Linked DNA regions of Homo sapiens: region 1 is linked to region 2. The links are chromatin contacts, found by Hi-C or POLR2A ChIA-PET in ENCODE. All regions are on one chromosome and are shown on one strand. The core of a region is the stretch at or near the end of the contact, and the rest is flanking DNA. Distances in the headings are between cores, read along the strand shown. Region 1 overlaps PRXL2A (peroxiredoxin like 2A). Region 2 overlaps TSPAN14 (tetraspanin 14).

What was found. A loop is a pair of places that touch in the nucleus more often than their neighbours do. ChIA-PET counts read pairs that join two places held with the same protein, here RNA polymerase II (POLR2A). Pooled maps may share reads with other maps.
Region 1: a pooled map shows a loop between it and region 2 (4-fold over the local background). The contact joins two enhancer-like sites. A Hi-C loop is called at or near these places in 1 of 168 maps with a recorded cell type or tissue (PC-9) and 4 of 50 pooled maps. POLR2A ChIA-PET finds 5 or more read pairs at or near these places in 12 of 52 experiments (CD4-positive, alpha-beta memory T cell, Caco-2, HCT116 and 9 more).

Annotation. Positions count from the first base shown.
Region 1 is chr10:80,428,083-80,432,317 of GRCh38, reverse strand. PRXL2A (peroxiredoxin like 2A) reads right to left here. Exons shown (of 6, transcript NM_032333.5): 6 at 1-332. The coding sequence ends at 219. Among named protein-coding and RNA genes, the nearest start is that of PRXL2A, 22 kb to the right of the region's middle. Within about 2 kb of position 2,482, at least 7 of the 41 ENCODE cell types and tissues checked have a DNase peak (open chromatin) inside an H3K27ac peak, as active enhancers do; they include HCT116 and PC-9, where a contact is called at or near this core.
Region 2 is chr10:80,470,307-80,473,931 of GRCh38, reverse strand. All of the region lies in intron 1 of TSPAN14 (tetraspanin 14), which reads right to left. Among named protein-coding and RNA genes, the nearest start is that of TSPAN14, 18 kb to the right of the region's middle. RefSeq lists enhancers at 758-807, 1,440-1,669, 2,370-2,439, 2,450-2,689. Within about 2 kb of position 1,536, at least 15 of the 41 ENCODE cell types and tissues checked have a DNase peak (open chromatin) inside an H3K27ac peak, as active enhancers do; they include HCT116 and PC-9, where a contact is called at or near this core.

The DNA of each region.
Region 1 (4,235 bases), core at 1,233-3,732, 43 kb after region 2:
TAATAATCCTCATTAGTTTTTCAGATTTTTGTCAGTCTTGTTTTGGGGCTATTTTGCCTTAGTGGGCCTAAACAGAATATTAAAATACATTAATAATCCATACTGAGAGTAGAGTATAAATGGGTTTCTCACTCCTTAGGGACACGAGTGGAAACAATACATCCCATGAACACAGGTGAATGTCCCTGGTTATCCCTGAGCTGGGCAGTTTCACACAATCATTTTTTCTCTGAGGCCAAAGTCTGTGGTTTGATCATCTTAGCAGCTTCCAGAACAGAAAGTAGGTTTACTTTGTCTCCAAATTCTTTTTCTCGGTGCTCAAGAAGAATGCCCTAAAAGGAAACAAGAGATAATGTCAGTCCTCATCCTAAATCGTTCGTTCATGAGACAGGCATCGAGGACCAGCTGTCTGTCAAGCCTTTTGCTTGAATAGCAAAGGACACAGATCCAAATATGGCCTGGCTCCTGCCCTCAAGGAGTTCAGTCTTTGAGGGAAGATAGACCGGAGAAGGCCACATCCATCTGGCCTGTACCAGCAGCTCTAGAAGCAGGAAGTCAGAAGTGATAAAGCATGACAAGGGCAATCAGGGAAGGCCTCACAGAGGCACGGAGGGTAACCAGGATGTCTACAAGTAGAGATGCAGGTAAAAGAACATACCAGGTGAAGAGAAAAAAATGAAGCTAACACAGAAAGGCCCAAAGGTGTGGAAGTGGAGCTCAGAGGTTAGACTTTGGAAGGCACTGAATGACCATCTAAAAGAGAGACCCTCATTTTTCTTTAGTCTTCTAAGAAACTGGAAGCCACTTTCTTCTCATACAGTGAAAAAAAATGCACTAAGACACAAGATACCCCAAAGTTATCTAAAGTTGGAGGTAGTAAAAAAAAGACAAAATAACATGTTTGAGATCAGCATCAAGGAATCCTTGTTAGAGTTCTTTGATTCATTACATCTGGAAACTCATCTTAAAAAGAAAATCTGTAAATACACTGTGTCATTATTTATAAAGACTTAAAAAAAAAAAAAAGGCCCACCACACTGCAGAGATTATGGGCAAGCAGATCAGAAAATTATATTTACTTGCTCAGTAAACCATAATACAGACATTAAAAATACTAATAGGCTGCGTGCTGTGGCTCACACCTGTACTCCCAGCACTTTAGGAGGCTGAGGTGGGCGGATCACTTGAGGTCAGGAGTTCAAGACCAGCCTGGCCAACACGGTGAAACTCGGTCTCTACTAAAAATACAAAAATTAGCCAGGTACGGTAGCTCAAGCCTTTAGTCCCAGCTATTCAGGAGGCTGAAACAGGATAATCCCTTGAACCTGGGAGGCTGGGAGGCGGAGGTTGCAGTGAGCCGAGATCGCGCCACTGCACTCCAGCCTGGGCGACAGAGCAAGACTCCATCTAAACAAACAAACAAACAAAAACACGAACAAAAAACTAACAATATATAGTGACATAGGAAAATGTTCACAATATACTGTTAAATGAAAAAAGAACATCTAGTACAATTTTCTAGAGCAAAGCAAAACAAAAGGAAAGGCCATTCAGCTTTGTTCCAGTGGATTTTCCACGGTGGCTGAGCTCATAGGATGGTTTTCCCCACCTTCTATGTTCTGCTGTTTTTAAATTTTCTGTAGTGCAAACACACTTTTTATTTATTTATTTACAGACAGGGTCTTGCTCTGTTTCCCAGGCTGTAGTTCAGTGGTGCGATCATAGCTTACTGCAGCCTTGAACTCCTGTGCTCAAGAAATCCTCCTGCTTCAGCCTCCCAAGTAGCCAGGACTACAGGTGCATGTCACCACGCCGGCTAAACTTTTTTATTCTTTATAGAGATGGGGTTTTGCTATGTTGCCCAGCTGCTTCTTCTTTAAGAATGCTTTCAAGATTATTATTAAAAAGAAAATTCAGGCAGGGTGCGGCGGCTCACGCCTGTAATCCCAGCACTTTGGGAGACCAATGTGGATAGATCACTTGAGGTCAGGAGTTTGAGACCAGTCTGGCCAACATGGTGACACCCTGCCTCTACTAAAAATACAAAAATTAGCTGGGCATGGCAGCGGGTACCTGTAATCCCAGCTACTCGGGAGGCTGAGGCAGGAGAATCGCTTGAACCCGGGGGGGTGGAGGTTGCAGTGAGCTGAGATCGTGCCATTGCACTCCAGCCTGGGCAACAAGAGTGAACCTCTGTCTCCAGAAAAAAAAAAAAAAAAAAAAAAAAAGGAAATCCCCACCACCCCAATTTTAGACTACAAAAACTCTACACCCAACAAGAACTGAAGTAAGTCCTGAAGTTCAGCTAGCCAGTTAACCTTCCGCCTAGGAGAATGAAGGCCAGGGGCTCCAGGGAATACGAACAAAAGTCAAACACACCTAGCAACATCAGAAACATGCCAGTAGGGCCCATGAGCACCAGATGAGTCATCGCCAGGCAAGAAAAGGCTGGCAGGCATGCCAAGCCCTGCCCTAGAGGCCATGAGAAGGCAGAGGCGGGTAGGGGAAGGAACCCCACGTTGTCAGAGTGGGAAGAGGATGGGCAATCCACTGGGGAAGTGGCCTGCCCAAGCATAAGGACATCAGGAAGTGGTCGCTGGGAAACACCTCCAAGGAGAGGCTAGGGGCAGGGCAGGGCAGGAGAGGCTAGGGGCAGGGAAGGGCAGGAGAGGCTAGGGGCAGGGCAGGGCAGGAGAGGCTAGGGGCAGGGCAGGGCAGGGCAGGGCAGGAGAGGCTAGGGGCAGGGCAGGGCAGGAGAGGCTAGGGGCGGGGCGGGGCAGGGCAGGGCCGGGCCGGGAAGGGTCTCTGGAGTTTGACAGATTTGAGTTCCTAAGTTTCATTTCCATTGTACCACTTAGCTGTGTCTTTGGCTGAGTTATTTTAAATCTCTAGGCCAACTGCTGTATATGTGGATGGGAATAAAAATGCCTAACATCCTAGACTGGTTGTGAGGAAGACATGAGACCATGTACTTGAGCACGTAGAACAAGACAGGCACTCATTGGAAACCATTATTACTAAGACACTTTGACAGATTTACCAGAAAATTAGCAAATAGGTTTATGTTAAATCAGACACCATTTTATGCTAAATTCTAATATAGTCAAGCGAATCAGTTACCAAGCTGTAAAAGGAAGACATAAGAAATAAAGCTCAGGCCAGGCGTGAGCTTGTAATCCCAGCACTTTGGGAGGCTGAGGCGGGCAGATCATGAGTAGAAACCCTGTCTCTACTGAAAATACAAAAAAATTAGCTGGGTGTGGTGGTGGGTGCCTGTAGTCTCAGCTACTCAGGAGGCTGAGGCAGGAGAATGGCGTGAACCCAGGAGGTGGAGCTTGCAGTGAGCCGAGATCGCACCACTGCACTCCAGCCTGGGCAACACAGTGAGATTCCATCTGAAAAAAAAGAAATAAAGCTTAAACTTGAAGGATTTCTATTCCCTTTTATTCCTCCCAAATTGGGAAGAGTATGTAATTATCAACATTAATAGTGAGATCCAACAATGCAGATAAACCCCATCTTTCTACAGAAAGAAAACACTTTCTACACGTTAATGTCATGTCCAAAATTGACAGAGACAGGCCTAGAAGTCAGGCCACCAGTTTCCAGGTCCTTCTCCCATACCCTTCCCTCATCCACTTGCTTTTTTGAGATGGAATCTTGCCCTGTCCCCTAGGCTGGAGTTCAGTGGCACAATCTCAGCTCACTGCAGCCTCTGCCTCCTGGGTTCAAGCAAATCTCCTGCCTCAGCCTCCCAAGTAGCTGGGACTATGGGTGCGCACCACTACACCCGGCTAATTTTTTAAGCTTTTCTTTAGTAGAGATGGGATTTTGCCATGTTGGCCAGTCTGGTCTGGTCTGGAACTCCTGGCCTCAAGTGATCCGCCCGCCTTGGCCTCCCAAAGTGCTGGCGTTACAGGTGTGAGCCACCGCGCCCAGCCCCCTCATCCACTTTGCTCCATCCCTGCTACACATCCTCCTGGCCTCTGCTGACACTGCCCTCCAGGGCAGGGGAACCACCATGGCTCAAGGCTGCCTAGACTCTGACACAAACAACTGCCTACCTGGCTCTTGGGCCTATAGAGACCCCATTCCTCCTTTCCACACCTTCCCCTAGGGCTCCATGCTGCTTGTGGAGCCTCACAGCCAGGACCTATAATAATAGCCTGTTTGCAGAGGAGTCAGATACCTTTCCTAGGCCAGCCCTGACACCAAGATCCCCACAGAAAAAAGCA
Region 2 (3,625 bases), core at 287-2,786:
GGCAGGCTGCTCAGCTGCCCACAGCAATCTCACCCTCTGAGGATGGAAGGAGGGGCTCGGCTCTCTCTGACTCACCCCTTAGAGCCAGAACTGTCCATGCACATCCCTGACCCATTCCCTCATTAACCCAAACGCCAAATCCAGGGGCCACCAGAAACACTGCAAAATCAGACACCGTGGCATGTGAACCTGTGGTTTCCAACAAAAAAGAAAAAAAAAAACTTTAATTTAAAAAAAAAAAAAAAACCCATCATGGTGGCAGCAACCGCTCACTGGAGTGAAGAAGTTTGACTCTTTACTGTGGGAAGTCACTACACAGCTGCACAACGTCAGGGGGGCTGGATCCCCTCCTTTATCACAGGGTGACAAACACTGCCCTGGCACAGTGTGGGGAAGGTGGGCCCCCAGCTTCCAAGGCCATCAAGCCCCTGACCGCCAGCCCTGGATGGCCTCCACATGCAGGTGCAGGAGAGGCTGGGCCCCAGCTCTGAGCTCCACCAGGCTCTCCAAAGGGTCTGAGGGTCTCAGTGCCTGGCATCCTGTAAAAACCCTGATCTTAGTGACTGAAACACTGTGAATTTCCACCACCAAAAACTCACAACCCAAAACCTGCCAAGTTTCAGGACACCGAGGGGCCTCCTCATTAACCTGGTGAGAGGAGGCCTCTGTCTACCTCAGTGCTGTCATCAGGAAAGCAGCAGAGTGGGTGGATTTGAGTCAGGGGAGTCCTCAGTGGGAGAAGCACTGGGCCTGGAATGGAGGTCACCTAGTCCAGTGACTTCCAAGCTTACTATTTTTATTATTTTTTAAGCTACAGGAGGCTTTGTTCAAAGAAACTCTGACCCAGAAACCCAACATGGAAGCAGGCAGAGCAGGACACTTTTATCTTCAGGTGGCTGGGGGAAAGGAAGGCTTCACAAGGTGCACACTAAAAACCATGGGCCTACTGTGACTGACGCCATGCTCCACAGGACAGCAGAACGGCTCAGGAGCTGCCTCCAGAATCATATGGCAACTAGTTCAACAGAACTGTGATAGACTTGGAAATGCATGTTTTGAAGAGCTGTCATTCACAGCAGCTTGAAAAAGCCCCCACTGGCCAAATCTGGAACAATCTGAGCGGCAAAATAAACAATAATAACAACGGATTTTAACTCATTGAATAAAATAAGAATTCATGAGCCCATTCTAATACACACACAGAGATAAATAAACAGGAAAGAAGGAAAAGTTATGTGTAGCACAATGATACATAGCTACAGCAGTTCTGTATAGTTAAATGATAAATGTAGAAGGAATTATGGAATTAAATCATCGCATTCAACACCCATGACAGAAACAACCGACTGTGCCAAGAATCTGCAATGGGTCCTAAAACCAGTCATGAGTTTGATGTGAAATAGCATACTGTATTTGCATAATCTCAAAGTATCTCCCCACAGGACACTTACAAAGAACAAAATAGTAACTTAGAGGGGAGAAACCCAGCAGACATCACCATAAGCAAGCGATCATTGTCAATATCACCGGTAATGACTCAGACCCACATCATGTGCCTCCCAAGGGGATGCACCTAGAACTCACCATTTCCGCAGTATTCCTTACAAAACTGCAAAACTTGCAGCTAACCATGAGGAAACAACAAACAAACTTAAATTAAGGGAGATACTACAAAATAACTGGCTTCAAGTAACTGAAACATAGAGTTTGTGGTCCTTCTTGGAGGAACAAAAAAAAAGCAAACAAAACATTCAGGCCTTGGGCCCCATTGGAGATTTTCACTTTTACGTTTTTGAGACAGGGCCTCACTCTGTGACCCAGGCTGGAGTGCAGTGGCACCGTCACAGCTCACTGCAGCCTTGACCTCCTGGGCTCAAGTGATCCTCCTACCTCAGTGCACACCTGCAGTCCCAGCTACATAGGGAGATGGGGTCTCCCTATGTTGCCCAGGCTGGTCTCAAACTCCTGCTTAAGCCATCCTACTGCCTCGGGCTCCCAAAGTGCTAGGATCACAGGCATGAGCCACCACGCCCAGCACCCATGAGAGATTTTCAGAATGATTCATCAGGCAGCTCATTCAACTGCACCAGCAGCCTCAGGGCAACACCTGCCCACCTAGGTGAGGCAGGGCCTGGTCACCCACACCTGCCACTCACCCCACACCTGCTACCCACCCCACCCCCACTTCTCAAATGGCTAGGCAAAAGGAGGCCTGGCACCTTGACTTCCAAGTTGATGTCCCAACCTACTTCCCTCTGCCATTGAAGGTGAAGCTGCCCACTCAAGGGAGGATGCTAGGCCAAAGCAGGCATAGTGCACGTGTCCTATACCCATACCCTGATCATCATGACAGGCCTGTTTCTGAAAATCTAAGTCTACATGAAATGTCTATACACAGAATCCTTTTATATGCCCCTGGTAAGAGCACATCAGAGCCTCTTCCTCAGCTAGTTGCAAACAAACGTGGAGAGTCTGGGCCCAGTCTACACTAGTATTCCCAATGTGAACAAGAACCCAGGGAGTCCAAGGTGCTGTGCCTCCAGACCTCAGGAGGACTGGGCTGGGCCCTGTGGCCTCCCTAGATCAGCAAGGTTGAAGCAAACCACCCAGCAATCCATCAGTGCACAGGCTCGCCTGCCAAGCCCATGGGGTGAAAAGACTTTTGCTGTGGGAGACAAACACCTAAAGACTTGTTTCTACATGTTCAGGGCACTGCTGCATGTAAGACACCGAGAATGAGGCCGTGGAGACAAACACCAACTCAGAGTGGGACCTGTGCCTGACTCAGGGAACTCAGAACATGACTCCCTTCACTAAGTGCAGTCAAGTAGGTGCTGGAGGGCAGAGAGAAGGAGGTGGTGGTGGTGGCAAGCTGGTCAGGAAATGCTCCCTAAAGCAGCTAGTTTAAATTTGTACTAGATGAGGGCAGCACATCTAGAAGCTCCCCAGTTTGGGATCGAGAGCTGTGCCTAAAGATAGGGAGGGACACACTGCAACCCGACCTGGCAGCAGGCAACTGTTTCACCCCGAGACTGACCCTCCAATGAAGATTATTAACAGAGCCTTCAGTGCATCCCCAGCTCCAGGCTGGGCCCTGCAGATGATACCAAGACAAAACCAGCATGGTCATCCTTGCAGGGCTGACACCATTGGGGTGGGAGCCACTCCTGAACACCATAGATGTTCCAAGTGATGAGTGGCCCATTCTTGGGGAGAAACAAACTTTGCTCCAATAACTGGGTCTTTAAAAGCTGGCTGTTACAGGAGCTGCTCCAGTAGGCTGCAGGGATTTGACCTACATGCCTAATGTAGATTTGAAGTGTTCTCTTTGTACAGGTCACAAAGAAACTACATAAGAGAGTTTAGAATTATATTTACTCCTCATTCTCTATGTTTCCACGCCTGAAAGGCATAAAGATTATGGCTGTAAGATGCTTAAAAATCTTTTTATACAAAATTGCACAGTCAGCTAGAATATACTGTCAGTCTTCCATATATCCACAGGTTCCACATCCTCAGATTCAAGCAACCAGGATCAAAAGTATTCAGGAAAGGCTGGGCGCAGCGGTTCACACCTGTAATCCCAACACTTTGGGAGGCAGGTGGATCACCTGAGGTCAGAAGT